Linked DNA regions of Mus musculus: region 1 is linked to region 2. Evidence: chromatin loops called from intact Hi-C (ENCODE). Cell type or tissue: left cerebral cortex. All regions are shown on one strand. Each heading gives the region's core, and the rest is flanking DNA. Links, peaks and the distances in the headings are about the cores only.

Region 1 (17,036 bases), core at 6,390-11,389, 100 kb before region 2:
TAATTCTTCATTTTTTTTCCTTTTTATCTTTTTTCCTTTATACATCTTACCAAATGGAATAATACTGTAAAGTCTTTGTGGTGTCAAAAGCTCATCCCCAGTCATGCACTGAGGCCTGAGGCTGTCAACACCTCAGCAAGCAGCAGCGATATACCACCCTCTTGTTGTGGCTCCTTTCCTCTCCCCTTCTCTTTCTCTCTATGATTTAATTCCACTGGTAAAAAATGAACAAAATAGAAAATGCAGACTCACGTGTGGAAAATAGAATCAGACATCTATAGCAATCAAACTAAGAGATATTAACTGATAAATGATGGCATATATTGTCTGTAATCTACATTTCAAATATGCTCCTGTGCGTGCATATATGCAGATGGTCTCTATTAAAACAAGATCAGGACAGCATTATATGGATAGTTTGATTTCTTCCCTAAAAATGTGTGCCGAATCAAAATGTTTTATAATGATTGCATATTTTCCCCATAACCACAACACACAAATTACTGTGATATTCAATATATATTATATTAGAGAGCATAGGACATTATCAAAACACTTAAGAAATATTTTACGGATTCTAACTTTGTACAATTGTAAAGGCATGCTAAGAAAATATACATTCATTTTGCTTCTGTGGAGTATTCCTTTATACACAAATTTCTAGAAGCATAACTGTTGGATAAAATAATATATGGATCTAAAACGATGAGTTCATGTTTGGTACTTCTATTATATTTTACCGTCCAAAAGGGAATGTATTTTCTGTTATTTCTTGTGAATAATAATATATGGCTTTCCTTTTAATTTTAGTTAAAACAGTCAAAATTGATCTTATCTGATCATCAAATTTTAAACTCAAATGTTTACATATCCAAAATACCAGAAGCAATCAGTTTTATTACTTACAGAACATTGATGCTGAATATTGTTATATAGAGGTGGTAATGACAACTTCCTGAATAGCTAAATGAGCTGGCTAGCAAATGTCCATTTTCACACCAGAATCGTTCTCTCAAAAACTACCAGTCATGTTTACATTTTATTTTAGTAATTTACTAAGAGATTTTAAAGTCTCAGACTTTAAAAAATTAGTACCAGTTATTTAAATAATTTACCATTTAAAAATTAAAGAATTCATGGACCTTTGTCAATTTTTCCTGTGATATATGTTGAACTTTAACTTAATTTGCTTCCAGTATTTATTGTTGTGCATATAATATATGATGAAAATTTTGAGTATTGAGTTTTTTTCCATAAAATATAGATTTTTAAATAAATGTAGTCTTGCTCAGTCAAAAAGTTTGGGCTGTACAGTAAACTTACAGGAAATGAATACGGTAAAAAAAAAATAAATTGTATCACATGTGATATATGATGTCAAATAATCAAATTACACAGTGATGTGTAAGGAAAAACCCAAACTAAAGGAACAACACCATATTAGACAAACCACCATCCTTATCTACATATTCCTACATAACTCACTGTAAAGACAACAGGAAAAGACTATTGTCTTTTCAGCCCCCTTCCTTAACCAACACAAGCAGAACTCAGGCAGTTGGATCTCAGGAGCTGTGACACAATGCTCAAGTCCTCCCTCCAGGTGTTCTCTATAATGAATGTCACTTATCCAAGGCTCAGTAGGATTTATGCCTTCCCAGATTGCTCCTCTTAGAATTTGCTCCCTGAAAGAAGACATCCACAGAAAAGTCACTAATGATGTTCAAATGCAATGGTCCTATTAGCCAGCTTCTATTCAGTTCACAGTCTAAAACTACATTAGTCCTTTCTTCACATTTCATGCATCTAGAGTGAACAGAAGGTGTCCTACTGAAATTCCATACCTAACAACACTCATTATTTCAAATGTATTCATTGCAATGCATGTACAATGTGGGTTACACAACATTTATTTTAATTACTGACTCATTTGAAGATGCCAATAATTTTAATGATAAATTTCCTTTTGGCAAATACTTCATATTAAAGAGTTGTTATTAATCTTGGAATTTTGAAAATGTGAGCAATGCTGCTTCCGCTTTAAATATCTTCACCAAGGAAGAGTTTTATAATGCCATCTTGATTTTTTTTTTCTGTGCTAGAAAATAAATGTAAATGTCTGGGGAGCTTCATCTGTATTACAGAAATGACAATTTTAAGGGTAAGATGATAGACAAAGTAATCACATAAGCACTTATTATGTGAGAGTTGAAGAATTCCTGATAAAATGTACTTTGAATGTGAAGAACGAAGAGTGAAACCCAATCTTTTAAATGGTGTTCTCTGTATAATGGAATACCTGGAAATACAATGAAAGGTACTTCAGGTACTGCGTTTTCTTTTCACAGATCTTATATATACTCATCACTCCAAAAATAATTCAATAAATATATTTTTCAGAGTAATGACATATTAATATGACTAAAGATTCCATTGGTTTCTAATTCCATTGGTTCTGAACTAAAAATAATCCTTCCCCAACTCAGTTTAACAACAACAACAAAAGAGAATTTCATCTTTTCAGATAGAAATCAGTTTCTAAATTTACATTCACAGAAAGTAATATCTTGTTAAAAAGTTTGAAGATTAAGGTAAATTATTTCTGCCAATTGATATGTAGTTTTCTAATTTAGGGTAGCTATATAGTAGACATGGTTTTAGGATATTACATAATATTATTAATAATATTAATAATAATTGTAATTTATTTTTTAAAATATGCTGCTACTTGTATAAACCGATGGCATGAGGGGTTTTTTTTTGTTGTTGTTTTATATAACAGGGAGAGAACTGTCAAAGAGATCTGGAAGAATCCAGAACACAGGTAAAAGTAGACTGAACATGGCCAGAAGAGTGGACAAGGTCAGGGCTTCTAAGAAAGGAAGAACAGCAGAGAATACAGTATAGAGGAATTTTAATCCAGTAACATGGATGCTCTGATCAGGGATCACATCCAAAGACTTAGGTCTATGTGATCCAGCTGGAATGACACACCTTTAATCCCTCTGACTGGAATATTCGAACCCCCTTAGTACATAGCTTTAATTCTAAACAATAAAGGCAAAGTTAGTTTGTAAAAGGATGCAGCCATGTTTCAAAGTGATTTCTAATTGAGTGGCAGACAATGTGATCAATCAGAGATAGATTTCACAGAATGAGTAAGAAATATGGTATGCCAACAGACAGAGGGGAAAGGGCTATTTAACGGCAGTCCAGAGTCAGTCAGTTCAGTTGAGTTTGTGCAGTTTTTGCAGTTCTGTTCAGTTCCTGGTTGGTCAGCTGAGTTCAGTCAGTGTAGAGGAGTTTAGTTCAGTTGAATTCAGTTCAGAGGCAGTTTTTATCAAGACAATTTTACAGAAACAAGTTACAGACTGAATGAGCTAGACTCAGTTGAAAATAGAAGGAGCCAGAGCATGAGAAGGAGCCAGAAGATTAGAACAAATTTCCAGAGTTAGTTTGAGGACAAGCAGAGCAAATCAATGAAAAGAAAAGAGAAACGAACCCCAGTTTGAATCAGTCATCTTGGAGAAGAGTTTTGAGCCCTACCAGCCGAGTTGAACCAGACAGCCAGAGTTCAGAAAGAACTGGAAAGGGTAGGTTTACTGACCAGTTAGATGACAATGAAATCTGGTGAATAAATGCAGCTAGAACAATAGAGAAAAGCTGTTTTCTGTGAGAAAACAGAAGCAAAGAATAGAGAAAAACAGAATAGCAGTCTTGTAAGGAAAATGAGTACCTGGGGAAAAGGGGAAGCCCCCAAGCTAGAGCTAGAGGGGGTTTAAGGTAGAGCAGGAGGAGTAAGAAGCTGAGAGTCTAGCATGAACTTTGAAATAGGTAACAGGTACTTGTAACACAGAGGGAGCCCTGAGGTGAGCATGTGCTTTGATATGCTGATGCATAACCCAGGCAGACAAATGTCCCTTCTTCCAGAAGTAAAAGAACTACTACTCCCTTTGGCAGATAGGAGCCAGGTTCATAAGTTTCTAGGGGGATGCTGGCTGTTATCTGTCAGAAATCCTCCTACAGCCCAGGTTGACATCATTTCTGGATATTTTGGAGTTCAGGGAATTGGGATTTCCTTTAGACCTAACACTACTCTTTTAAAATATTTCCTTTAAAAAAATTCTACCACACCTGAAGAAGTAGGTACTTTATAGTTTCCATTTTAAGGATTGAAATCATGAAGATTAGCTTGCTTTCTCAAGGCTATGGAGACTGTCTGGAACAACCACCATCTGAGCATCCTTTGTCTTCTTTCAGAACCTATAACTGAAGGTCCCTACTACACCTCAGTCCACTCTGAGCCCTTTCTTGCAGATGCAGGGCCATGCCACACTCCATACTCATGGGGACAAATCGTCTCTTAACAGAAAATTGTAAATAATTTCTGAATTCACAGACTGTGGTGGCTATTCATAGTTGTCAACTTGACATCTATTCTACCACTACTCCTACAACCAACACCACTACTGCCAACTGCACCTGGAATTATCTAAAGCACAAATGGATGAACACAGCTATTAGCTACTTTTTCAAAATTAATCATTTAAAGTGAGTTTGAGGCCTCAATTCTAATCCAAATCTTAAAGGAGTGAAGCTACATCTTCAACCTTCTTCTAGAAGTCACTATAATACTATTATATGGCATTGAAGAAGGAAGAAACATGCTCTCTATTTGCCTACTTCCTTTATTTTCACAAGCAAGTCCATTTCTTCACTGGCATTAGAGACTTCTTCAGGATTCCAGTGCACACTGATGACCACCTAACATACCCAGCCTCATAGACTGGACAACCTCTAGATTCTTGAAACTTACTTTGGCAGACAGATATTGTTGGACTTGCTAGACCACAGCCAGTAAACTACACACACACACACACACACACACACACACACACACACACACACACACACTATAGGAATACAAAGTTATGATCCTATAGAGAAACTTGATTAATATACAGAGATTTTTACATTTTATTTTGGAGACTTTAGCCTTTACTTACATGTAATTATAAACACACAATTCTTGCTATGCAGGTTATAAGATCCATCCACACTTTAGTGCAAATAAGAACAAGAAAAGAAGTCATTCCACTACCCATTCACAGTAATGGTTAATAACAAGTATACTATGACTCTCTGATTATATATATATCCATCCTCTGAGGGGTCTTTACACAGAGCAGCTTCAACATGCTATTTGTTTAAATCACCGAACAAATTAAAAACAGAAAGCTAACTCTCTTAGCCCATTCAGAACTTGATCGGTCATTTACTTCCTTCATAAAGTGATAGTTTCTTGCCTAGATGTTATAAAGAAAGGTAACTATGCAGACCATTTGGTATTGGATAACTAATTGGGTGTGCTCCCCTGGGAAAGAAGGGTTAAGGCCTCTTGTTAGCATATCTGCTGTAGCTGTTCTTGTTTAGCTCAGATTTTGTCAGTGTTTATGGATATGTCTTCTGACATTCTTAGAGACACAAAGAATCTCAGAGAAAACTCCCTGATCCTTTGTCTTTTACAACCCTTTTGCCACCTATTCCACAAAATGTACACACAAATAACATTGTAAAGATTGAACGTGTTATACTTATGTATTTAAGAATTCACACTCACACACACACCCGAAATGTAACAAAAATAATGAAGAAGGAAGCATGATTTTGAAAGATCAGCAGGCATGTATATGGGAGGGTTTGGACTGAGAAAACAGAAGGGATAAATCATATACTGCAATCTCAATAAATAAATAAATAAAATAATTTCAAAGAAAGAACAGAACATCCAGTTTCCTGTTACAATTTATTAAGTCATATGCCTTCCCTTGTTTTTGTTTTTGTTTTGTTTTGTTTTGTTTTGTTTTGTTTTTGTCTTTTTGGGTTTTTTTGCATGTGTACATAAAAGAACTTTCTACAACCACTGAAATTCATTATCCATAACTCTATCAACAGAAAAATAAGAACCATGGCTGTAATAGATACTATCAAAATGTTCATGTTTGTATTTATAAAATCACAATTCTTGACACGTAGTGAGTGCAGTATGAGTTAACATATACAATGTGAAAAGGAATAAAGTTAAAAACTCATGTAACACTATCAAATTCGAGAGGGAATGCGTAATCTCACCTGTGACTGAATAAAAAAATGAAAAATAATTATGACTCCAGTAAGTAAAAATAAAACTAGCATGATTTTTGTTAAACTATGTTATCCCTGGGACTTTAACCTGGAGATATTTTTGTAACACTCTGCTCATTCCTCCTTAATCCAGGATACATGATAAGCAAGACAAATCACATTTACAGCGACAATGCAGACAAAATTGGAACCTACCTATTTGTAAAAAAATATGAAGATGAGAATATACAAATACCATAGCTAATGTGACTATTTAACGAAGTTTTCAAATAGTATTCTTTTTGAAGTAAAAGGGCAGTTATTGATAGTTAAAACAGAAGACGAAGGAAACCCAGAATGGATATAAGCATATTGCATGTACACACTCTAACCACAACATGTATCTAGCTTCACTTAGCAGGTTAAAAAAGTACACTATTCTTATTTTGAATTTCATTATTTTATTTTATTTTTTTATTTTATTTTATTTTATTTTATTTTATTTTATTTTATTTTATTTTATTTTTTAGGTCTCCCAATAATATGAGTTGAAAAAATGTAGCCTCCCATTCTTGCAATGCCTAAAATGCTATTGTGTAGACAAAGACAGTATCTAACAATCTGAAGGAATGAGTCAGAATTCCTCTAAAGAATGCATTGCACCTGCTGACCTCTTTGAAATAAGACTGCAAATGAATCCCTCTATAAATACGATGTTGACTGTTCTTAGTAAAGGGAATTAACCTTAACCATTCTGTGAACCATCGTGAGTCAGGAGAGCAGCAGTAGACTTAAGGTAAAAAGATTGATTTCATTGTTGAATTACAACACTCCATTAAAGGATATCTTCGACTTTCAAAGGATCTTTATCTCAGACTATTAAAGTGTGGGTTGTGCATGGTATACATGCCACCTTCTCTTTCCTTTGGGGTCTTCACCAGGTCCTGACTCTGTTCATTATTAGTACTGTAACCTGGTGATAACATTGTTCTTGGAGTATAAATGTTGTTCTATGAAAGATGGAATTTGAGTAGAAGGAGGCATTCTCTGGATATTTGAGGCTAGTGGCCTGCCAGGAGAGAATTGCCTGCTTTCTAAGAAACACAAATATGCATGAATTAACAAATTAATACTTTGCATTAGACAGTAGTGAGCTTAAGTACTGAGCTTACATAGCAATAAATCTCTTCAAATTTCAAGAGGAAAGTAGAGACATCAAAAAACCTAAATGAGACCAAATGAAATTGCTTTTCAGAGGCATGGTAAGCTAAGGTGGTTGAACTAGAATTATATTTGTGTTTTTGTAGTGTCCATAAAAAGCAATTGACAAACAGAAATATTATCTTCGTGACAAGTGTAGTGAAAAACAAATCTAACCTTTCAGTTACAATCCAAAATAAAGAAAGCAAATCTCTGTGAATTACAATAGTTATCAATATTTTGCCCTGTCTTCTGGATTCCACTGGCTTTTCCTTTGAAATTGGCCTTGGTTGTTGAGAACATTTTATGTACTGGAAATGTTACCTAAAGAATGTAAAGAAAATAAATGGATGTCTGAGAAGTTGTCGCTTCCTCCCATCTATTTTTTTTTTTTTTTGATGATTTATGGAATGTCTGTGACTCGATGTTTGTTAAATAATAAACAAAACAGAAAAATCAAAAGATCAAAAAACTAAATACATTGCAATTTTTTCATAATGTTAGGATATGGGAATTGCACTGTGTGGATTGTCATTTTTTTAGCTCAAAATTGTTTGCTTTTTTAATTAGCTAAAGTGGGGTTGAAAAAACAATAGCCACACCTGCAGCCAAGATGATTTTTAATTTTGCATCCTCTTTTGAAAATGCACCATAAAAGAGCAGCACATGAAATTCATGGGCTGAGATCTTCTACATTGCCTTATTCTTCACTTTTTAGTCCAGAGACATTAAGAGATATTATCCTACTTAAGGATTTAAGCAAAGAAACGAAAACCCAGATGTTACCAAAATATTTTATAATTAAAAGAGAATTTACCATTATTTTCAAATAGCAACAGACAGGACATTGGGCAATTGCAGGAATGAATAATACACGTATTTAATTTTGCTATTATCAGTTTAATTAGAAGTCTTTAAAAACTATATGTACCTACACAGGAGTTGCCAAAAACCCAGAAAACAAAATAAAATAATCAAACAAACAAAAAGCAAGTAATTATATTAATGCTCATGAGGTCCTTACAGAAATTAAACTACAGTAAACTGTTACATTTGCTGTTCTTTCTCCACAGTGGTTTGGCTTATGTGGGTTTACATTTCTTAAATTATTTATTATTTTGATGAGCCAATTAAATTTACATACAATTGCTGATCTCTCAATCTTAAATATCTTAGTATTTTTATCTGTTAACAAAATTAGCTCTTCTGGCTATTTCTTCAAATGAGACATTTTTACACTGAGGTAATCTTACTATTAGCATCTACCTTTAAATTCTGCAAGCCATTCACATATAATCCTTAAAAACATTTGATTTTTACAATAAAGGATTAAATTTGTATCATATATTAACATTTATTAAAGTGTGCTCTTTATTTCCTTGAACTTCACCTTTCTTGAATTCCACGATGCTAATCTTTAAGGGAATAGGCACAGTGACCTACAAAACGTGCTCTATTAGTTCATTTAAAGACTCTTTATGGCTTGATTCACTCTCCAAGATTTTTACTATTTTTATAAATGTTGTCAGGCTTTTTGCTGAGTATTTCCCGAAGCTCCTGAGATCAATGTTGCCTATTATTGGAAATTTGTGTGAATCATCACTTTGTATGCCATTCTTTTAAAAGTTTTAACAAAAATTTAAAAGCAAGAAACTTGAAATACCTTCTTACGTAACAACAGTAGAATATATTAAACCAAAATATGCATGATTTCAGTAGTAAAATAATTGTTAATCAATTTAGAGTAGCAAATGACAAGACACACAGAAGGGAAGTTGGCCCAAATTCACAAAAGGAAAGTTCCAATATTTTAATGGTGTCCAGCTCTGCAAACTTGATCTTTAAACCTAGACAAAGTGATGGGAGACTCAAATTTCCATAGGTATAAAAATTTCCATGGAAATAAACAAATTTGGAATATCTGAGTTAGAAATAGAAAGAAGAGCAGAGTTTATGGGGCTGCTATAGTAAGAATTATTATAATGCTCTACTAATTGTGGTGGTGTCATATCTGTAATGATGTGGATAATCTGTCCAATGGACAGAGTACATTATCAGATTCACAGGAATACAGCGAATTAACTTTTGATGATAGTATCAAAGTAATTAAATAGGAAATACTGGTCATTTCTGCAATAATTTCTGCAACGGCGTATATGGGAAAATATTAGATCGTGGTGCATGGTGTTGTACTATGCAAATAAAGTATTAATTTGAATTGAAATTTGAACATGAGGAGCTAAAATTATAAACTCCTTGGATGAGTATAAAACTTCTTTGTAATTCTGAAAGATAAGGATTTTTTATCTTTAATCCTACAACTACTAAACATGAAAATAATAATAGAGAGTTAGACATGTTCAAATTTGAAAATTTGTGCATTTCAGAAACAGTTCCTTAAAACCATTCAGGTAAACTGCATTCTAGTTTTAAGTCAGCTGAACAAAAATAAAAAAGAATGAAATTTTAAAAAGAAAGTAATTTGCTAGGTATGGAATGCAGGATGGCATGTTACACAGGAAGCAAACACAGATGGATTGTGAATTTGAGTCCAGTGTGGGCTACAATGTAAATTCTTACCTCAAAATATATTGGCTTTATTTCAATTTTTTAAAATTTTATTTAATCTTTTTTTTACACTCCAGATTTTAACTCTCTCAAGGTCCACCCTCTAACTGTTCCACATCCCATATATCCTACACACCCAGTCTCCACAAGGATGTCCCAACTTCTCCACCCCTCCCCATGCCACCAGACCTTACCAGTCCTTGGAGTCCCCAGTCTCTTGAGGGTTAGATGCATCTTTTTGTTGCTCCATTGTAGAGTACTAACTCAACAAGGCACTTTTATTTACTACCTACCAACACAAATAAAAAGTGAAATAAAACAAACAACAACAACAACAACAAAAACAGTGACAAGCTGAGAGAAAACATTTTATACATTTATATATCAGCAAAGGAATTATATCGTTTTTATGTGAGCATTTTAATATATAATATAGTGTTATATATAAATATATTAAGTATTTTATGTCCCTAATTGGAAATGAAAAGATAAACAACAGAAATAAAAGATTTAGAGATTTTTTTAAAGAACAATATATTTTAGCTAGTAAGCACATGAAAGTAAAAACACAATTATAACATAGCAAAAGAAGGAATTGAAGAGGTGGCTTAGCAGTGTAGAGCACTGGTGGCTCTCTCAGAAGACTGAGGCCTGAGTCCCAGTAACCTGGATTGTTGCTAACAGCCATGGCTCTTTTCTGGCCTTCATAGGCACTAGGCACACAAGAGGGATACAAGCATATATACAGCCAAAACACTCACCCACATAAAATAATAAGTATATATTTTTAAAAAGTAAGATATTCAAGACCCACTAGAAAAAAAAAAGTTGACACACAACTAAATCTCAGTGAGATTGTGGAGTCTTAGAGACACTTTAATGTTACCCTTCGCATTAGAAAAATGGGTCGTTTATTTAAGAAACTATTTAGTGTTTCAATGAAGTTAAATATCTTATAATCCTCTTTTAGATTCATCTAAGGAAAATGAATGAATACAACATTTATGAAAGGTTCATCACAGATTTCATTATACCCAAGTATGTAAATCAGAAAAAAGTACATCATAGGTAAATGTATTATGATAAATCTGTAAAATTGTACAAATAATATTGAACAATAGTAAACTACTGATATTTATTATGGCATTATCAAAAATAAGTTAATTCAATGTTATTAGGGAACACTCACAAAAAAAATATCAAACATTTCTCAAAAGCTGTTGCTATGTGAGGTGGTAAAAAAACAAGAATTGATACTATGGCGCTCCCATGATATGAAGCTTGAGATTAAGAAGAACAAGGCTGTTATGATACCAAAAGAAAACGTGGTTAATCTTTAGGGTGGAAGGTACAAGCAGTCATAAAGGGAGCATCATGAGATGTTAGGGATGGACTCACACACACACACACACACACACACACACACACACACTCACTCACCAGTTACTTATTTTTGTACTGTAGAAGATAAACTTCTCTTCAATTTAATAAAGTCATCATTTGCTTGCAGAATCAGGCTATCTTTAATTATGCAATCATGACACGAAATCCAGTAAGGAAAATTCAATTCCGTGCAGGATACAATTAGCTTTCATTCAGTATGCTACTGCTTTGAGCTTTCATGACAGTCTGTGTTTTATTTTCTTTTGTTGTTGTTATTTTACTTGTTTTTTAAAGTTAAAGGATATTAGAATATGCTGGTCTAACAACCAGGATTTGTTTCCTCGGTTTAGAAACTTAGTGTACACCTACTGATCAACAAGTCGTTTTGTTTATTCTTCCTTGTACCAGTTTGGAATTTAATAAAGCCTCCAAGGAGCCATCTCAAATGTTCTTCACACCCATGACCTGTTTAGTGCCCATTCTTATCCTTTGCACCCATGGTTAGTCATAGCCTGAATCCAATATTCATTCTTTTAAAACTATTTAAACCAACTGTATTTAGTTCTTTCTGGGTTAGTAAATGACATATTTTTCAGGGGCTCGATTTTTATTCATAAGTGGCAAATGGGTCTTTAGTAATACATGAGCCCTTCAGGCTAGGGTACTTCCTATTGCTTTCTTCTTACAGTTTTCCAGATTATATTATAGGAAAGGGCAGAAATGACCAGTTTAAAGAAAGTCAGTTTTTCTTTGATGCAGATCAAAAGAGTGCTACTGAAGCAAAATATAATTAGTGAAGGAAGAAAACTAGATCACTAGGAATGGAGAACCAATTTCTAAGTAAGATTGTTACTTCTGAGGGATGAGGTTCTGGATCCATTTGGATATATACTTCAGGAGATGCACACACATTACTTCTGTGGTCATCATCATCTTCAAATGCAGAATGGCTGACATTCCTTGAGGAGAGAAACAGACATGATTAAAAACACAGTTAAACTTGATGTTATCAAATAATCATAGAATATGTATATGTGTGTGTGTGTGTGTGTGTGTGTGTGTGTGTATGTATATGGCACATAAAACTATTTGTAATGATTAGAACCAATTAGACATGTTCAACATGCAAAATTAACAGTGTGTGTGTGTGTGTGTGTGTGTGTGTGTGTGTGTGTGTGTGTGTGTGTGTGTTTTAAATTTTAAGGATGACATCAATGCTCATTTGTTTTCTTCCATGACATCCTGGACCCTTTCTTTGCTTTCTGACATCTCACACTATTCCAAATGTGTGTTTCTTACTTTCATTACTTTACTTCTAGTAATTTCAAGATTATCTTGAAACCACGTCTGAAACCAAGTGCACACACGACTGCATCACCTCCTAAGGCTCTTCTTGATGGTGGTGTATTTGTTCATATTCATGGCAGTGAGAGCTTCAGTTATGTGCTGATTGTGCTACTACAAGCCACCAACACTGAGTGAACAGAGAATTGTATCTTTCTTGCCAGGTTCATTTGTCTCATGTTTAAGACATTATCATTCTGATTACATCTATCTGCTTGGATAAGTTTCACTAGTTTAAACTGTTGGTTTTACTGTGAAACTTAATTCTTCCAACTATGACCTGAATTGGTATGCTTGAATAGGTTGGATGTTAAGATATGTAGTCCCTCCTTTAATTGTAAGCACTTCACCTGGACTTGTAATCTTGCTATTTAAACTACTTAAAGAAGTTACCTTCTCTGTGAAACACTAACTGACAAAGTATGAAGATATAGTTCATATCAGCTCTGCAAGTACTGGAAAATCAAAATTAAAACAGATCTAAAGAAGCAGATGAAGAATCAAATATAAGCAAACAGATATATGATCCCAGAGGGAAAGCAACCCACAGGTTGAGAACCACTGCTGTAGAGAAAAAAAAAAAGGGTAGACATTAGCTTCAAGGTTATCAGAAATGAAAGGAAGGATAATACAGAAAAACAAAAGAGACTATAGCTTCCTCCATTTCAAAGAAAGCATGTTGGGATGTTTCTGGCAAGAGTAAATTCAAGGGGGTTATTGAAATTTGACACTGTGGTGCCATACAGATGGATTGTTTAGTGTGAAAAATGTTTATTCCTTAGGTCTGTTTACTGTCCTATTTGGATCTGAGAGGAGAGTGATGAACACAAGATAGCAGGACACCCTAATTGTCTCTAGAAAAAAGGCAGAAGCCCTGAAACTCATTCCCCCTCATCGTGTGAGAACCCTCTCCTGACAGCTACACAGATGAAAGTGCTCTCTAGATAACAGGCCTTTGTTCCACACAGCAGATTTATTTTTTCAGAAGTCGAAGCCAATACTTGAAGCCTATTTTTTTCCTTCCCCACCTTGTCCGTTTGCTAAAGTAACTAGATTAAACCTCCTGGAAAACAAGATAATAACAATCAATTCATCTTCACCCTTCGGTCAAGCTGGAACCTTACGTAGAAGTGTAATGCTGCAGGTTTGCAATTGCCTTCATAGAATTCCATTTACTGATGGTATAAATGAGCTTCACTGTAATGTAGGACTTGCCAATTTTTGACATAGATACTTTGGCAGAAAGGTCTCTGAATTATCCATCAGATATCATTTCAGAGTTTGTTTATCAATCAAGTTGACATCAAAGGAATCCACACTCACCAGTATTTTAAGACATTAAAATGCTGGAATCAATTGCTGACTGCTAGGACGTGTGCTGGTGGTGTTTGGACAAAAAAACCTGCCCCTAAAGTCTACTGAATAGGTAATGTATTGTCTGCCTCCACTATAATCCTTCTTTCCATTCATTACCCCCTTCTTTGCACTGACCCTTGTTTTACAAAGGTGGAGACCAAGGTAACCTATCATAGGCCACTAGGTCCCTGAACCTGGCTCTGTATTTTCCAATTTCTAAGGCAGTGCTGTCTTCTTCCTTATACAGTGAAAGCTCTCTCATCTTGTTCATTTTCTCAAACAAGCAATATCCTTACAAAAATCGATAAAGATTTAGTTTCCTTTCTGTAAAGATGAGGACTACCTGGATGGAATTTCAAATCAGTCCTCCCCGAGTCTGAGGCTATCAGATAGCTTTTGATTTCCTCATTGAACATCTCTTTTGCACCGGCATGTGCTTTAAAACAACCTTTCTGACACCTTTTTTATTCGAGTATAACACAGGAGGCATATGAATCTATAAATTGATTTAAATCTCTTGAGAAGAACTAGTGCTATTTGTACTGTATATTAAAATAGCAAGGTATTGCTATTTGCCATAATATTCCACTGCAATACTCTAAGGAAGCCATACCTAATGTAGCATCTACAGAAGCATTAAACATGAATTGGAATACAGATTTGTTTGTGTCGATGGACTTGATTTATTGGGCTTTTTTGAGCCCATGCAGGTGGTTTTGGGGTAATGAGCTCCTAGTTTTAGGAAACGCTGTGCCTGTGTCCATAAGAAAAGCTAATATTATCAGTAATTATGCTGTGAAGACAATTCATGCTCAGGGTGGAAGAAAAGCTTAAATGAGGACCATCCATTGTCGTTACAACCACACTTGGATCCTGTGCCTCTGTTTGTGTTTTCCTGGGTACCATTTTAGAAAGTGACTTGTTAATACACTCCTTGGAGAGTACTCCTCATCCCAAACACCACGCTCCTGCAAACTTGATGCCCTCCCACCTGTGCTTATGAGGTTGGAGGAGGAGTGGCAGTTCCAGCAGCCCTGTTAATATTGTTGTCTAAGAAAGAATTTTTTTTTTTGTCAGAGGTTTGAAAGTATGAAGTTTTGCTTACCCCTACCTTCATTTTGAGGTGTCCGTTTTCATTGGCTTGTTTCAGTGTATGTGTGTGCTGTTAAGGTATTTCTGGATTGGGGTCTCATTTGTATTTTATTGAAAGATATAGGTACTTCTGACTTGCTTTATTCATCTTTAGTACCCAGGTAAGGGTGAATCATTAGAGGGAAAGACATGTCCGACATGGTATAAAGCAGCTGGTTCCATGCTACCAAAGTACTATATTAGAAAATCTTTGAGAAATCTGTGCACTTGACTAGATTACCAAAAACAGTTTTCAGGGCAAATCATGTTATACTGTCATTAGCAGCTATGTATTGTATTTTGTATCTTGGCAATGAAAATACATGTTTTGGCATGAAAAAAATCGTAAAGGAGTTTATTTGGAAATCATAACAATGATTTTGTGTCTCCTGACTTATATGAGGGGAGGTGTGGAACCTCCATCAGTACGGAAGGCATTGGCTCACACCAAACAACTCAAGACAGGTCAGAATACGAGCTATAATCTGTGATGCTGCAACAGATTGCTACAATGTACTGGACTGCTCCGCAGGCTTTGTGCCCAGAATAGTATGGATATAGTTGTATTATTCACTAGTCAATTGGGTCTAGTAAACTAGAGTAGGTTGGACAGCATTAAGAGTACTTTGATGCATGGTTATCTAGAATATACACAAGGTATTATCAAGATTTGGAATTCATGGCGTAATTACTATACTAGTATGCATTGTGTGTTTTATGTGCAAATATCACATCATCATTATTCTGCAATAATTCGTCACACAGAAGGAATATTCTGTGACAACAGTATAGCAAGGCTTATTTCTGTGAATGATAAGAAATTGCATAATTAACTAAGCCCAACATTGTCTCTCAATTATTAGACATTATGGTGACACCAGGATTTTAGACATTTTTGGAAATGAATACAATTAGTGCTACAGTGTGAAGGGTTTTGTTTTTTCTATTCTTAAACATAAACATATCTCCATTAGCAGAGGTTTATGCAGTAACTTTATTTATCTATTCTTGCAGAAAATTCACTAGAGAACCTTGCTTATGTGTGCAAAGGAAATTCTAATTGATAAAAAAGGAATTGAATAGCATACCATAAATGCATGAATTAGTGTGTTTTATATTTCAAATTTTGTTGGGATGATTTGCAACTTTTTATTGCTGACTTGTTACAATATACTGCTATTAAGTGACTTTATTTTATCAATCATTCTGTCCTGTCTGCTTACATTCTTCTTTCTAAGTAAATTTTTTAGGTGTTTTCAACTGTCTTGGCAAAAGAGTCTTGATATTCTTGATGAAGCAATTCATTGACACTATGGCACATTAAATATCTTTGTCACAAGTGGCATTCAAATCAAGAGAATTCACATGTTAAAATTTTCTTAGTATCAGACTGAAAAGAAATGCAGATAAATTACTGCCTTTGTAAGCTGTGCAGAGTGGTCAACAGTAAAGAAGAAATAATTAAGTCCCTCCGTGCTTTTCTCTCAACAACTGTTAGAGTGAATGATGGATACAAAGCACTGACCTGAAGGTTTCTGAAGTTTCTCTAAGTTTTAATGAGTCACACTAATCAGTTCATTTGTGTCCCTGATACTTAAAGTGTATCTAACCAAACTTTCCTCCCTAGCATTCAGGTATAAACAGGAGTACAAAAATGGCCTTACCCTCTTACACTCTTGCCTCTTGCCCCCTCGTGCTCCTTCCCTTCCCCCTTCTCTCCACGTGGCCATGGCCATCCCCCACTTCTATACTCTCTCCCTCTCTCTGCATTTCTCTGCCTCTACTACTCTCTTAACCCCCTCCCCATGCCCTAAATAAACTCTATTCTGACTTAAAAAAAAAAAGAGTAGAAAAATGTACTTGTGAAGAAAACTCTCCTGGCAAGACAAATATAGCCTTAATATTTATCCATAATTGCATTCACTTTCTTT
Region 2 (17,036 bases), core at 7,174-12,173:
TTTTAAAGAGTTCTTCAGAATTAAAGAATAGAAATGTTTTTTCTCCTCTCCAATTAATTTCAGAACATGGCTAAGTTTAGCTCCTTGTAGTACATCAAGAAAAATACCTACCCTAATGTATCAGTTGTGTTTGGTTGTGGGAATGCCATACAATAAGCATATACAAAACTGAACCCCAATGTTTGTAGAATCATCCATTTATATCAAAGAAATGCGTGGATTAGCTGAGCTTGGCCAATATCACACATAAAGCTTACTTTTAGATTTGCAAGGTTGGTCTGTGGATCTGTAGCAAGTTTTCCACATGCATAGGCTTCCTGCAATGTCCTTGTGTAGCTCTTTCACTCACACATACCCATCAGAGTCTCACAGCAATGTTCAAATGAAAGAACTCACTATAAACATTGAAGCTTGGTTCAAGTATCAGCTTTTATCTCTGCCACCAGCATTCCATTAACCAAATGAAATAATATATCCCAAACAGAATAAGAAGCATAGGAATATTCATCCACTTTCCACCCACTGAGGCTGTAGTTCTCGCTAATCCAAGAATACAGACAATAATAGAGCCATGTGCCATGTAATCTGCACACCAGTAGTGTACATGGGGTTGAAGGGAAAATAAAGCAATATACTGGACATCTGCACTATGTATTACAATGAATTTAAAACTTTCGTCATTATGGCTTTGTTTACAATTACCATGGCATTTCCAAACACACCTCATCTAACTTACAGGTTTAAGGTAAGGGTCGGCAAATTCTCATCCATTGGTCAAATGTCCTTCATTGACTCTATAATAGTTCACAAACACAAGCTAGGTATAAACATTTTAAAACAAATCATTTTTAATGCCATTTTGGATTGAGTAAATATGTAGACTTCAGAATACAATGTCCATAGAAAACATCATGGGAGCATAGCAGTCCATATTGATATACATCTTCTCTGGAGTTACTGTCACTCTATCATGGCTGGGCTGATTTTCATAACAGGAACTCTGTGGATTATAATGCCTAAAATGATTACTATCTGTCCCATCACAGAAAAAGCATACTAGCCCTCCTGTGTTATAAGAATCACTTCACAGATCCATATAGACATTTCCAAAAAAGCCCTAGTCTGTTGATTCGGCCACTTCTTTGAGAGTCTTCAGGAAACATTTCAGATGTCAGGAGTCCTATTTCCTGACTTCTGGCTTACAGGGTCATCTTCCTTGCCCCCCTGCCCTTTATGCCATAGTCTTTATCATCACATTCGCTAGTTGTTGATTTACATCGTATTCTTTTCACTAGGTTAGACCAGCTTTCTTTTATGAGTTTCAATGGCCATTGCTCTATAAGGTTTGGTAAGGGGAATAAAAGAAAACACTTCTGGGATGACATCATTGTCTTATGCCTATGCAGGGGATGCCAGAGCTGCGGATCCCAGGCAAATCCCTGCTGGTGTGACCTAAGACTCAAAGCTCAAATAAACTCTCATCTTCAGCAATGAGTGGGTTGCTGGCTAATGAACAGCTATCCTCTGGTTATGAATGTTGTACATTGTATCATACTATGGACACATCCCTTACATTTTAGCAGTACTTCTCTATTTCATTGTCATTTGAAAAACTAAGTGTATTATTCTTTTCATCAAATCAGTAAGCATGCAGAATTAAAGCATGATTATAAACCATGTCAACTTTTCAAATACTCCAGCTTTTTCATTTTTAGCTGCTTTCAGTAATCTATATAATTGGCATAGTTAGTAGTCAGTAAGCTAAGGGGAGTTATTTTTCTGGAACTCTTCATATGTGGTTATTAAGTTTCTTCCTAACTCACTTTCATTGAGCTTTTTTTTTTTTTACCTTGGGATGTTTCTGTAAAGAGGAAGAGAGTCTTCAGTGAAGTTACAGATCAAACCACTATGAATTTTGCTCACAACTGCCAGCCACAAGATGTGCCCTCTGCTTGACAGATACTTTCAGGCTCAGACAGCAATTTTCTTAGCACTTCCTTGTCTCCAAATTCACCTTTTAGTCACTCTCCATCTCAATAGCTGAAACAGGCACTTTCACGTGTTTCCTCTCTCACATTGAATGCTTTACCTATGACTTCTGTCTCCACGCATGAAAAACTGCCATTCCAACATTCTGAAGCAGTTGTTTCAAGTCTGAACACATCTTGTCCTCTACATGACTGAAATCAAGAATGATTATAGCCAGGTACATACATCTTGCAACTACAGTCCTTGGCCGACACCACAATCTCATGTGCATTCTTCTCCTCTTCATTTAAATCAAGTAAGGGTAACTTTGCCTGGTCCAACAAACTCAGTGAGCCACTGGGACAAATGGCACTCACAGTATTAAAGCTAAACTCACCTTTATCCTTTGAAATTGGCCATATAAATTATATGTTTGAAAGCCAACAGCAAAATATTTGCTAGCATGGCAAGCCTTGGGCATTTGCTTATAAAATAATAGTACATGTCTTGTAGAACATGGCTTCCTCAAATTTTAACACTTGCCACCTCTTTAGAACTCAGAAAAGTTAGGTGAACCTGAAAATAAAGGTGTATAAAAAGAATGTGCAAATGAAATTGTAAATTACAAATACATTTATTTTCAAACAGTTTTTGGTATGCACATACTTCAACCACTCATTAAAAACAAGGTCAAATATGCTTACTAATAAGATAGATGTTCTTATTCATTTTTACATAAAGAATTTAGTAATATCTGAATATTGTACACCCCAGAATGTAGTGGATGACCACTAGACTTTTAAAATAATTGATCAGTATTCATCAATACTGCCATATAGGTGGTATAAAATAGCAGCAGTATGTTAACAGTCATTTAGAAATTGTTCCCCCCGTCACAAGCCAAAGTTATTTTAATACTTTTCAATATGAAACTCAAGTCAGCAACTGACAAAGAAAGTTTCATCTTAACTATTGTAACAATGAAATTCAGTTTGATAAGTACATACAGAGGAGTGGCCTTGAAAACTAACTATTAAAGCACTGTCTTCCAAAAATTAAACAATCATCTTTTGTAAAAGCAGGAAACTCTGGATGTCAGGCAAAAACCATTCACGTCATTCCTGTAAGGGGCGGAAGTCTGAGCTGAGAGGAAGAGCAGTCCTTATTGGCACTGCATGGTTCAACACTGTTCTCAGTGGTGATGTGTTCAGAACCAAGGCTACACTGGAGGTGCAGGGTGCCTGTCAAGCAAGCACTGTCAGAAATATCTCATTTATTATGCTCTTGACTTTGAATGAAATTCCATCATTGGCCATTCAGAGATCTCTTACTATTGCCAAGATTTTTTTTACATATATTTCATTTAGGCCAGGCCTACAATGTCCCCCAACAAAGGAATGGATACAGAAAATGTGGTACATTTACACAGTGGAGTACTACTCAGTTATTAAAAACAATGACTTCATGAAATTTGCAGGCAAATGGATAGAACTGGAAAATATCATCCTGAGTGAAGTAACCCAAACACAAAAGAACAGACATGATATGCACTCACTGGTAAGTCGATATTAGCCCCGAATCTTGGAATACCCAACGTACAATTCACAGACCATATGAAGCTCAGGAAGAAGGAAGACCAAAGTGTGGATACTTCAGTCCTTCTTAGAAGGGGTAACAAAATACTCATGAGAGCAAATATGAAGACAAAGTGTGGAGCAGAGACTGGAGAAAAGGCCATCCAGAGAATGCCCCACCTGGGGATTCACTCCATATGTAGTTGTCAAACTCAGGACACTATTGCAGATGCTAGGAAATGCTTGCTGACAGGAACCTGATATGACTGTCTCCTGAGAGGCTCTGCTAGAGCCTGACAATTACAGCCATGGATGCTCACAGCCAACCACTAGACTGAGCGCTGAGCATGGCGTCCCCAATGGAGGAGTTGGAGAAGGGACTAAAGAGGTTGAGGGGGTTTGCAGTCCTATGGTTAGAGCAACAATGTCAACAGGTCAGACCACTCAGAGCTCCCGGGAACTGGACCACCAACCAAATAGTGTACATAGAATACCCATGGCTCCAGCCGCATATGTGGAAGAGGATAGCCTTGTTGGACATTAGTGGGAGGAGTGGCCCTTGGGCCTGAGGGGTTTTGATGCCCCAGTATAGGGTGAGAAGGCAGGAATGGGTTGGGGGAGGTGGAGTACACTCATAGAGGCAGGGGGAGGATGAATGGGGTAGGGGCTTCCAGAGGGGAGACCTGGAAAGGGGTTAACATTTGAAATGTAAATAAAATAAATAAATAAATAAAAGAAAAGAAAAAAAGAAAAAAGAAAATGCTGAAATCAGGACTGGAGAAATAGTTTTCCAGTTAAGAGCACTTGTTGCTCTTCCAGAGGATCCAAGTTCACTTTCCAGGGCCCACAACCAATAACTATGTAACTCCCACTCCAGCAGACAAGACGCTCAGCTCTGGCTTTTGTGGGCACTGCACCCTTGTTAAAAAGACATACAAGCAGGTAAAATACCCACACATACAAAATAAAAATAAATACATCTTTCTTTTTAAGATCCTGGGATAGAGAAAATACAAATGAACTTGTTTCAAGAACACTTTGAAACTAAACTATTTATCATTTCATCGTGCTTTATTTAAAGAATGCTTAAGGGACGCCTGTACCAAAATCCCACAGAGTTTAAGCCATTGTCAGTTTAGATTAATAATTTACCTCAACCACTCTTCCCTTGCACAGCAGGGAGACAACTCCCTGTTTATAACAAGCTAGAGGAGAGATTAAGTGGCTGGTTGCAGAAGAGGCTCAGAATTTCCTTGGGGATACCAGAAACTGGCTTTTTTTCCCCACTGGGGGAGAGATGGGCTATAGAGAATATTGGTAACATAGCATGAGCAGTTCTCACAGAGAACACCAACAGGTGCACTTAGGTCTTTTGAGGAAACAATACCGAAGCATTGTTTTCTGTCTTAAAAAAAAAATCTGCTTTTGTTCAGCTGATGTTAAAATTGTGCAGTTGGTGTCTTAAATTCTGCAGGCTATAAAATGTGGTGGGAAGAGCCATATTCTAGACAAAACTAAAGCATTTAAAATGTCTTCTGAAGACTCTTGCACAGCAGAGCAAAGCACACATTGATCAAAGCATGGGTTCCCCAGTGTGAAGCTTTGAAGAGAAAATGTAACGTCCTAAATGTGCAACAGAGATAGCTGGGATGAAAGCAGGTGGGAAGGGGGGCCTGGGAAGCTCCTCACCTTTTATCGCCTGGAGCTCTTGACTCTTTCTGAGTTATTCATATTTATTGCTTTTACCATTTTTTTTTTTTTTTTGGCTTGTCTGTTTTAGCCTCTCCCATTTTTCTTCCGTTTTCTTTTGAAGGTAATAGCTATTGTAAACCTGCTTCACTGTTAAGAACTGAGGTATCTGCGGTAAGATCTTCCTTTTATAGAAACAAGGAAACGTTTGCTCTATGAAGTATTCAAAACTTACTCCAGCTGTCTAACTTCTAAGTTGACAATTTCGCCCTTTCTCACTTTGGAGCTGTGCTGTCAATGGAGAAAGATGAATTTGAGGCATCAGTAAAATATCATGTGCTGTTGCATAAACACAAAATAGTTAAAACTATATACTTACAATTCAAATTACATGAAATGCTGGATGTAGGTGGAAGTAGGCCATGATTTTGTAGCTTTAGTGTAGGTTAGTTTAGTTTAGTTGTTTATTAAGAAAGTCTTTTAAATATATGTCTGCTTCCTTCTTGTTTTATTTTATTTTGACTTGCTAAGAACCAAACTCATGCCTCTAGGCAAATTTTCTACCACTATGCTGCTCACTGAGCCTCCCACTCGCTGGTGGTGCATTCATTCAACACATACAAGTTCCTAGGATTTCATAGACAAGGCATGGAAATAAAGAACATCACCAGTTCCAAAAGAGCCAGCCCTTTCTCGCACTGATAGTCTATTGAGGTGTTACTGCTTACAGTATATTTTCAATAGCCTTCCTGGAAAATCTAGAGGCTAATAGATTAATGGTGGCAATAGGAGCCTTCATGAAAGAGTTCTAAAAATACAGTACCTTTCAAAGTCTCTGCTGACATGAAGGCCCTGCGATGACATTGAGATTATTGTGCTAGGAATATATTCAGCCCAGAGGGCATGCGCTAAATAAAACATGGCCAAAAATATCTACATCTTCCTTAGACTATCTATCCCTTGTCTCATGGCTCCAGCTTATCACCCTAGAGCCTTCTTTCATTTGTTTTAATAAAAATTTTATTCAGCCATATATATCTGTACTATAAAAATAGCCATGGTTATTTTCCATGTCTTATAGGTGACTTTTTTTTTTCACACCTCTGTAGTGATTGAATGGAAGTTACACTGAAGAGGGTATTCACATGTATCCAAGGGCTGGGGGCCTGGGGGGACAGGTAGTTTTCAGGCCATACCAAATGTTTAACTGATGATATTATATGAATGTTGGTTAAACTTTAAAATTTATACGTGACATTAAAAGGCAAGGATTTACAGTTCCTCCTCATCTCTTGGAAGATGTTGTTGCATTGCACATTCGTGGGTAACAAAAAGTCACTAAAGCTTAGCTACAGGCACTCCTCTGGGAATCTCTCAAACTGAGCCAGCATCCCTGCTGCCTACCTGCATCCTACAGTGTACACCACGCATGAGCTTTCCTCACTGCACATTTTGATCCTACCTTCTACATAGGCTTTTGAGAAACAGATTCTTGTTCTAACAGAACATTACAGTAGATGGATGTTTTCTGCCAAAATTGATGTACAATAGTGCTAATTAGTTACACTTCCTGAAAGAAGTGTGTGTGTGTGTTCATGCACTTGTATGTGTTTGTGCATATATGAGGAGAGTGTTTAAGTGATTCATTATGCAATGCTACAGCACAATGTTACTTATTCAGAAACTTGCTAAAAATGTAAAACTAAGTCATTCTAATTTTATCATACATGGATGTTTATGTTTAAATTACTATGGCTGTCCCAATATTCATCTTACTTGTCTAGGATAGGTAAAGGGTTTGAAAGCCCAATTCTAAGCAAGGCGATCTCAAAGTCCTTTTTGATTCTTTGGGGGGAAATTTTATATGTTTGATTTATTTCACAAAACTACAGTTAAAAGCTATTTTAACCTTTGAGCTTTTCTGCTCATATGATTGACAAGCCTTTCACTGTCACTTTTAGAAAGTAATGTATAGTTTTTTTCTTTAATTCTCTTCCCCTTATTATCTCTTTGTTGATGATCATGGATTTGCAGAACACATGCCTTTTAGTATCCATTCCTACTAACCTATCTGTATCATTTATTACATTAGCCCTGTGCATGTTTGGGGATTCAAGGTACATATTAAATAGACTTCAAGTTACAAAATTTAATTTCAAGGAACATTCGAAGTGGAAAGATGCTTGTTGGCACTTGGAAGACAGATGAGTACTTAGAAATTGCTTGTGTGGGGCAGTAACAGAAGGGACTGGTGATTGGTAGGATGGGGAAAGGTATTGTGATACAGACAGCGTGTAAGACAAAAACCTCCTGTTTCCTTGGCTGTTGAAAGAAGTTCAAATAAATCTGGCTGCAGGAGATTTTTGGAACAAAACTTGGGAACAAGATGTAGAAAACCTTAAATTCTGAGTTTAAGACTTCAAAGTTAGTTCTATGAGAAAAAGGTACAGAGAGTGCCCAGACTCCTACAGGAACTGAGAAGAGCCCCTGCCTAGGTAGACTTCTATTACAGATGGTCACCTGCACTGTGTCTCAGTTCTGTAAGTGGGTGGTGAAAAATTTGCTGTCCATTGGCTCTACAGTTTGGTCGTCAGCGCCTGGCCAAAAGAGCCAAGAATGAGCATATGGATCAGGAAAACCCATCAGATTATTAGGTAGTGTTTATGCTGGTCCAAGTACTGTTTTAGATGCATTAGATATATTGTCTGAAATGTATTCAGTTTTTAACTACCATATTTTTGTCCAGATTCAAAATTAGCCACATTTAGTCATCCATGGGCATATGAAATAGGTACTCACACACATTGCTATTCTATAGATTACAAAAACCTGAGCCACAATTGGAGTCACGTTGCTAAGGCAGCTTAAGGGATGAGCATACTGTTGCCCCTCAATTCAGCAAAAGCATGAACTTGATCCTTTGAATTGTGTGGCTCTCGTAATGACAAGTGCAACCACATGTCCTGTATCTACCACATGGCAGCTCTGGTTACAAAGATGGTCTCACTTTTCTTGCAAACAGCTGTTCTACCTGCCTTCCTGACCTTCTGATTTCTCTGGGTTCACTCATCCTTCTGTTGTGTTTTTTCTTTTAATGATCTTGGGTAGATACTTATTTGTTCTCTTGCATTCAAACTTGCAGTATTCAGAAAGTCCATTTGATCCTTTCTAGCAACTGTTTTTCACATTCTGTTGAACACCTTCCGTTTTCTGCCCAGACACCAAGGAGATAAGGTGTCTTCATTTATTGGTGCTCATTCTTTCCACATTTCTACTTCTGTCTTTATTCTTACCTGTCATTTTCCTTCCCTTGATTGTGTCGTTAAGGAGAGGATGAGGTGTTCTCCTAAAGGGGAGTCTAATTATCCTGCCTTTGCCCCTGGGCCTGCATGCTTCAGTTAGTTCAGCACTGTGGTCCACAGTGTGTTCATGATCCATAGTCTTTTATTTTTTCCTTTCTGCTTTCTGTTTTCTGCCTCATATTCCCTGGATGCCAAATTTAAAACTCTCTAGTTTGGAACGGTGGCTGGCAAATAAATCCAAACTCCCTTTCTTTGGGATGTTATCTGAATTCTCTTAATGTTTTAACTATAAACTTAACTTGTATATGCTTTGTCCTAATCTTTTCAAGCATATCACAGATTTTCCAAATCTATGCTGTAGGCTCTGCCAAACTAGCAGTTAAGAGAAACAAAGGCTCTGCCCAATGAGTCCAGAATGAAATGAAGGTGATGACAATGTATAGAATAAATAAGAAAGTACTATAATACATTTGAAATCAACATGAGTTAAGAAAAATAGGAGGTACAAAGGATATGAAGAAGTGGGCAGAAAAATGCAGTTTTTAGTAGGGAAGAGAGAAAGTGAGCCGCTGAGAAGTAACTTTTGTGGACAGTTTTGATGAAAAGAAAAGGGCAAGTCTCAACTCGCATCGCTGCATGGAGAAAACTGGTGAAGAGCCTCTGAGCATGGGGAGCATGCACATGTTATTTAAAACCTCACAGGAATATCAACCTGTCCAGACATAGTAGGTGAGGACCTGCAGCATAAAAGATAGCAGTATAAAATGATGTCACATGCCTACTTCCTCTCTATTCATCCAACTTCCCTCCTTTGAGAACTCATTTGATAATAGTATCTGAGGTGTTTACCTATTTATATAACACTCATATATCTTTGACCATGGTATTTATTGCTGTCCATTGCTTTATTATTCACAGATACACTTTTGCTTATGTATTATAGAAAGATTTAATCAATGCTTATTCAATAAAATAAAATACATCATTATAATAACTGATTTCTTCAAAAACATTTAAAATTTTTATTCAGTTACATATTCATTAGAAATAAGTAGTATTTAGTCAGTGTGTAGCAAAGTCTTTTTGATATTCCCTCCTTTAAGTAGAATGATATTTTGGGAATAGATTCTTTCTTAAAGCTTATGGATTCCATTTGTTTTGTACCTTGTTTAAATGTATAAATTGTGTTCTGACTTTTTTCACGTTTAAAAGGAACATCAGCTTCAGCCCTGCACAACTTCGAGGTTATGGTCACGATGAAACAAACACAATGAGGATGAAATCCAGTGTTTCATAGCCAAACAGATTTGCATGATCTTCTAGGGAATTTCAAATGCAAAGATGGCTTTATTTGAGTGTGAACCTCTTAAGGGAAAATGGCCTGTCAAAAGATATGCTCCTAAGTTTTGTCCTCAGGCCTCTGTGAACACATATTCTGATGTGCTGCGAGGGAACACCACAAAACTGGAGATGTTCTTGGCTTTCCAAAATAGAACGCTCCCCACTCCAACTGTGCTCATTAAAGGTCTCGGTAACACACACTGCAAAAAAATAAAGTGTGGGTTTAAATGACCAGACCAACCTCTGACTGTGGTTATTGCCCTTTTAAAGACAAGAGACAATTAATGTAGGCCAGCATTATTCTCAAGCCCTTTCCCTCCCACAGGCAGCTGCAAACGGATGGCGTGGCTTTCCTGTGAGTGGAGGTCCTTGAGGGCAAATATGTAACATAGACAAGAGCTGTAGTGATATATTTTTGGAGAAGTTTGACTACCTTCAATTGTGCCGAATGGAATGATGATAGAGTTTGAAAAAACACTTAGGCATATATGAGCGCCTAACTGTGCCTTAGGTTTGGTAACACTTCGACAGACCATTTAACATAGTATTTTTATTTGTAAGATGGGAATAATTAGCATGCATACCATAGAGGATAAAAACCTCCACCCAAAGCACATAGCAGCCATTGGGTACATAAGAATTGCTTCTAACTTCCTCCTCCTTATTATTGTCATAATCATCATCATCAAATTATCATCACCACCACCATCCTATCGTCAACACCATCATCACAAGCATGAGCCCTATCACCATCACCATCACCATCATCCCTGTCATCTTCCCCATTATCATCATCATATCTATGTTTGATCATCACCACTATCTTTATTCACCTAATCGCTAAAATCCTTTTAAAGAAAATATACTTTCGCACTTTTATAAAAATTCTACATTCCTAGGGTTCTTTGGGTTCGATGGGGATCTGGAAATGGTTTCCTGTGTTGGTTAAGCCATTCTAATTGCAGCAGACGGCAGTCCTCAGCAAAGCCCCCTAAGTTCTCCTGTCTGCAAATGGAGCACAAAGGATTTTACATTTGGCAGAGCACTCTTCAGTGACTTGAAAGTGTACCTCTGTGGGCATGCACAGCAGAAGCTCATCCGAAATACCAGGAACTTTGAAATGTGAAGTCTGACTTTTAAATCAAGTACATTTCTGTGCAGTGTTTTCTTTCCAACTTTCTAATTTTATTGCATCATGAATGTTCCAGCTGGAAGCACCAGTTAACAGTTGGTTTAAAGTGTTTAAACTTAATTTTTAATGCATTTTAAGATGTGTGTGTGTGTGTGTGTGTGTGTGTGTGTGTGTGTGTGAGACTGTGTGTGTGGATCTCTAGATTCACTGATAAGAAAAAACAATGTTGCTGGCTGCATTGCTAATTACCAACATTTACTGAATCCTTCTCTCTGTGAGCTGTTAGTTGTTTAGAGGTTAATTTAAAATCTGAAACTTTTTTAGTTGAAACTTGCCAGTCATTCATAATACAGAGCAGTCCACTTATATCAACCTATAGGGGACAATGAGTGCCATTAATTGAACCAATATCCATAGACCAGTTTGTCACATTTTCACGACTTAGAATATTGCAAACACACCAGGATGAAAATTCCTATACATAATTTCCTAGTGAGGAGTTAAGCAAATGGATTGAATTCATCTGGCTATACCAATTTGCCTCTAAAGAGGCAAATACTATAGAAAGTTCTAGTCTTCTCATAAGCACACATTCTATAGTGAGCATGACTCCAATAATATAATTGCATTACATTCCTCAGTTTCACAAACTGGTACTTTTAAAGTGCCTTGGCATATGCAAACTCATACTTACTCTTGCATGGATGGATCATTCCTGCTTTCTGGAGTAAAACATGTGCTTGCAGGGGCCATCATGGGATCCTGAGTAGATACACATCTTGAGCACAAGAACATTGACATACATTTTGTGTTTTTAGTTTTTGGTAATAAAATATTTGCCATCACTTTTTCTCAAGCCTAGTATGATGATCTAAATAATTATATATATATATATATATATATATATATATATATATATATGCATATATATATATATATATATGCACACACACACACACACACATACATGCTTGGAATTTGTAAGTATAACATAATACCTAATATAACTCGATTTTGGTATATAGTCCGGGGATATAGCTCAGTGGTACAGAGTACACATTCAATGCTTTAGGTTCTAAGTTCAAATGATTACAAAATATATGATCGTTCATATTGCAAATCCTTTAAGAGTGCTAAATATTTATTTTAACATCGTTTCTCTGACTTCTGTCATAGCAAAGACTTTGTCAAAATATAAACCTCCTTCCTGAGATTGCATGAGTTTCTTCCTGGTCATTACCAACTCTACACTGATAAATAATTTGAGTTAAATACTAGAGAGATGTTTCAGGTCACATTTCATCCTCTGTGTTACCATAAAGCCATTTTCCCCTCAATCACTAGATAAGCCAGTGTGTTGGTGGAGAGACAGTTGGCCAATGCTCAGGCTCAAAGCATAGGGATTCAGTTTGAGAAGAGCTAAGGAACATGGCTACCCTGGTCTGCATGTGGAAAGCTGAAACCTGACTATTTTGGGCTGCAGACATGTAAATTACATATTGCAAATAAATAATTCTTCCAAATATATTGCTCTATAAGTAGTGACCACTATCTTCATCTTGAACTAAGGTATACAACTTGTAACATAATGGCTGCATTTTCTATGCAACAAAATGTTATATGACAAGTCAGTTTAAACTCATTGGAGAAAAGAAAAGTGATATCTCTAATGTCTTCCTCTAAGATTTCAATAATTGGATTTCTATTCTAGGTTGACTCTTTTGTTATCGTTATTGTTCTCATTGACATAAGATTAATATTTTGCCATTATTTTGTCTCTTTTAATTTTCAAAAGTATCAACATGTGCCCATTCTGGAAACAGGCACATTTCTCTAAGGGAACTGAATTACAAAAAGTAGCATGTAATTTAGTCAACATCAAATATAATTTCTATGGCTAGGGAGATATATTAGGAAAACTAAAATAATATTTTTGCTCTGATAAAGTATCACCAGTATATGTAATGATTCTATTTTCACCTACAGTTATTAGCTGATATCATAGTGTTTGCTGTAACCCTTTTAAAATTCAAATAACAAAGTCTCAGATTTTCTATAATCCAACATTTTTGAAACTATTTTTCACATTAATAAGAAACTTTTTATTGTTCTTTCTCTGTTCTTTTCTAAAAAACAAGCATGCAGTGTTTGAACAGTTGGTAGACTGATTACTTGATTGTGCACTGTCTGTCATACATGATAACTTAGAAGTGTTAGAAATTCTAGTGCAGATAATCAAGTCAATACTCAGCTGGCTTTTGTTATTTTTGTGATAATGTGTTGATTAGTCACTGTAAGAGCTGTGTTGAAAAGTCGGTGGTGTAGGCCAAATTTTGGACATTTAATAGTATGAGATTTTCATTGCTGGATCCATAAAATAATGAGTGACTGTCGCCTAGATACTATGCATTATGCTTAAAGTTGCCTATGTTAAATATAAATGTGTATTTTGACATTTCTCTTTTATTGAAATCTAAGATTTTACTGTATACTGATAACCACAGTCATACACATATGTATATGTATATGTGTTTTTGTATTACATACACATATATGTAAATTTATAACAAGTCAATTCATTTTCTGACATTTCAAATTCCTATGCTCTAGCACAAAAGCTTAAATTCTTAATATCATATGAATTCGTCACTTTGGGGAAGTAAAATGAGCAGTTGCGTCTCAGCCATGGCATCGTGCTGGTCGAGTTGAAACTTTATGTTTCATTCTTCTGGTCCATTAAACTAACTATAAGCCAGGTGTCTCATGCATAAAGTAGAGATAATAATGATTCACAGAGTTAATAGGCATAAAAACATTTTGTAATGAATGCTTTTCTATTACTACTATTGTTGATATTTATCTCAAGCTACAGTTCATAGTCAAATATCAAAATTATTTTAAGGATGCAATCACCATTAAAACAATCATGCCCTCACCAATGATAACTCAGCTCCTCAATGGCTTTCTGAGCAACCTCTATAATATCATTTTTGAAATTTATTTTTGTTTTGAAATGAAAATATATTTCTCTCTCTCCAATCCTTAGCTTTATTTCTAAATTTAAAAATGCAACCTGCATGGTATGTAAGATGTTACATATATCTTCAGGGGTGGCCATTTTTTATGTCAGCAGCCACAGATACCCTACTGAATTCCAGGAAAAATGAGAGACCCCTCTATTTCCAAACATGAACCAAGCTGGTTTCCTTAAGGAACACAAGGCAAATAGAGAATGTGCAAATGGTTACGCCCTGAGCATTGGTGATTGAGGGGGAATCCCTAGAAGAGGTACACTTTAAGACTTTACAGGGAAAATAGAAACCATCCAGGGAGAATCAGAAGTTGAAAGAGGATGTTCCAGGCACAGAGATCACTGTTTGCAAGTGAACCAAAGTTGCAAGGAAGAGAATTACAGGCTATTTGAAATTCATGAATAATAATGTAGCTGGGGATGTGACTTCTTTTCCTTAAACTATTGGAACACATGTCGAGTTCTTTCTATCACATCTACAGAGCACTCTCTGACAGACTATCATTGCATAATTGTTGCAACTAATTTTAGAATATTTTAATCCACTTAAACAACTGATGAGTAATATTCCTCTGAGAGACAACATTTCATTGATTGCATGTAGAGATAAAGCATGATATTCAAGGTAGGAACCAGATGTCTCTATTTGATAGTATGTCATTAATCTGACAGAACAAAATTATATCGTACAAATTGTTTTAGCACCATGGCTAATCTATGCATACTATGATTATTAATAATAGTTTGAATTTTTCAGCACTCTGGCACAAAGGGGGAAGAAAGTGAATAGAAGTGTAATAGTATCTGATTTTCAAGGAGAATACTGTGTTTCTAACAACCATTAATTACAATGATGATATACCAAACACTGTTAATATTCCATGTAGCTTCATATTTTCACTGTTCTTTATTTTTTTTTAAAAAAAAAGAAAGAAGTGATCTTCCAGAAATAGTTTTATTTTTCATTGTAGTACTGTCAGGAAGATAAAACTTGGGTTCTTGGGAGATAGCTCATTAGGTAAAATGCGTGCCAAGCATGCATGACGCCTGAGTTGAGTTCCAAACATCCAGGTAAAACAGCAACACTTGCTGTTAAACCCCTGCACTCCAGTGCTGAGAGGACAAACAGGAGAATCCCTTGTGCTCTTTACTAATCCATGTCAATGGCCAGTTCTGAGCCAAATGAGAGACACAGTGTCAAAAATAAAGTGATTGATGTTAGTATGGAATTACATGGGAGGTTGTCTTACACATACACACACATACACACGTACATGTGTGTACAAAGCCAAATGCAGTAAAAAATAGCTTAAATGGTTTAATGCTATTAGTAATATTAATTTGACCATTAAGTTTCCGTAAATTTTGAATCTGGATCTGACATCTGAACCTGACTTCCAAACCTCACTTCAACTTGCTTAATTTCTGGTTTTGGGGGGAATAACGAGGCATTGTAAGATTAAGATATTTGAAGAAAATGCTTTCCATTATTTTTCCAAAATAGCAGCTAGATAATCTTGTTACTCCTGTCAGTGTTCTCATTTTCTGCTTAACTGTAATAAAAGATATCAATCACAAAATGTTAAATAAATTAGATAAAGAATATAACTGGATTTGTTTGAATATAAATGTTGCTAGTCTGTAAGAATTAAATAATTTTATATGGTATAGATAGACAGTTTATAAGAATATGTATGTATTTTTAAATTATTATCTAATTGTTTAGCAAAAGGGGCAAACACAGATCAAAACTTTTTAAAAGCACAACCCAGACACTGGAAATGAGCAATCACTATTTGACTATTTAATTAAACCAGAACTCACTGTTTCTTAAGATACCAAAACAGATTTGTTGTATCATTTTCATCCAGGAAAGAAAAAAAAAAAAAAACTAAGTACCATTGAAAGAGCAATTACTTGTCAATTTATTAAATAAGCTTTGAACGACTCAGAAAAAAGAAAGAAAGAAAGAAAGAAAGAAAGAAAGAAAGAAAGAAAGAAAGAAAGAGGAAAGGGAAAGGAAAGAAAAGAAAAGAAAAGAAAAGAAAAGAAAAGAAAAGAAAAGAAAAGAAAAGAAAAGAAAAGAAAAGAAAAGAAAAGAGAAACAGATAAAGTGTTGGGGGGAAAAACTGAGAACATCAGTTTTTAAACCTCTAACACAATCCCTAGGAAACAGATTCTGTTAGCCTATAAGAACCTGGGAGTCATCTTTATTTTCTAATATGGTGACAGCCAAAAAGCAAATGGGTTTTTAAAATAGAGAAGCCGTGCAAGTATTTATATTTTTACATGTGTAATTCTGGAGTCATCATGTGCCAGGGGAGAAATGGAAGTTCCCCTTTCTTGACTTCAGTCTCTTCCCTTTCCTGTGCCCACCAGAAATAGGTATTTTAAATCAGGATCTTTACAAAATAGAAACTCCCCAGCAGATAGGATTGCACAGAAAGGGGACCAGAAGTGTCTGTGTCCAGCTGTCGACTCATGAGAACCACCATCCCCCAAAGCTTCAGAAGAGTGATGCATGATGCGACAATAAACTGCAATGTGAATAGAAAGTATTCAAGGTTCAATTCCCCCAACTCCTTGCTGTGATGGGTAAATGTCTTACTCTCCTGCCTCAGGTTTGAAGAAGTTATTTCCCTGGCATGGTTGTTCCCCTCAGCACTTGTCACTTCCACCACAACAGCATTCGATTCAGCTATGGACATATGAATCTCACCTTGTGGTGTGAATATATTTGTGTATTAATTGGGAGAGCCTTGACAAGGAAATATATTGTATGATTATTTATGGAGCCTGTTTCTTTAATGACTCAAAGATTATGCTGTAATGTTACAGACGTAGAGGCCAACTTTAAGGAATGCTTGCAACCACAATATCTATGAATCCTTTTAACAAACCAATACACACACACACATGTATTCACACACACACACACACGTATTATATATAGCATATTAAAGTACGGTGTCACTATATTATATTTACTATACTTGCAA

The links. A loop is a pair of places that touch in the nucleus more often than their neighbours do. Peaks named below come from ENCODE experiments on the same cell type or tissue, not always from the same donor. Only the 100,000 strongest peaks of a DNase experiment are listed, where the experiment ranks them.
Region 1: a loop joins it to region 2, with 2.0 times the contacts of the local background. A loop is called at or near these places in 2 of 42 quality-filtered maps.

The regions. Positions count from the first base shown.
Region 1 is chr2:63,156,344-63,173,379 of GRCm38, reverse strand. The region is part of intron 2 of Kcnh7 (potassium voltage-gated channel, subfamily H (eag-related), member 7); the gene reads left to right. Among named protein-coding and RNA genes, the nearest start is that of Gm34110, 19 kb to the left of the region's middle. In left cerebral cortex, for the core only: no CTCF peak of the experiment used is centred there; no DNase peak of the experiment used is centred there.
Region 2 is chr2:63,052,552-63,069,587 of GRCm38, reverse strand. All of the region lies in intron 2 of Kcnh7 (potassium voltage-gated channel, subfamily H (eag-related), member 7), which reads left to right. Among named protein-coding and RNA genes, the nearest start is that of Gm52513, 93 kb to the right of the region's middle. In left cerebral cortex, for the core only: no CTCF peak of the experiment used is centred there; DNase peaks (open chromatin) are centred at 10,124 and 11,017; H3K27ac peaks cover 1,506 bases.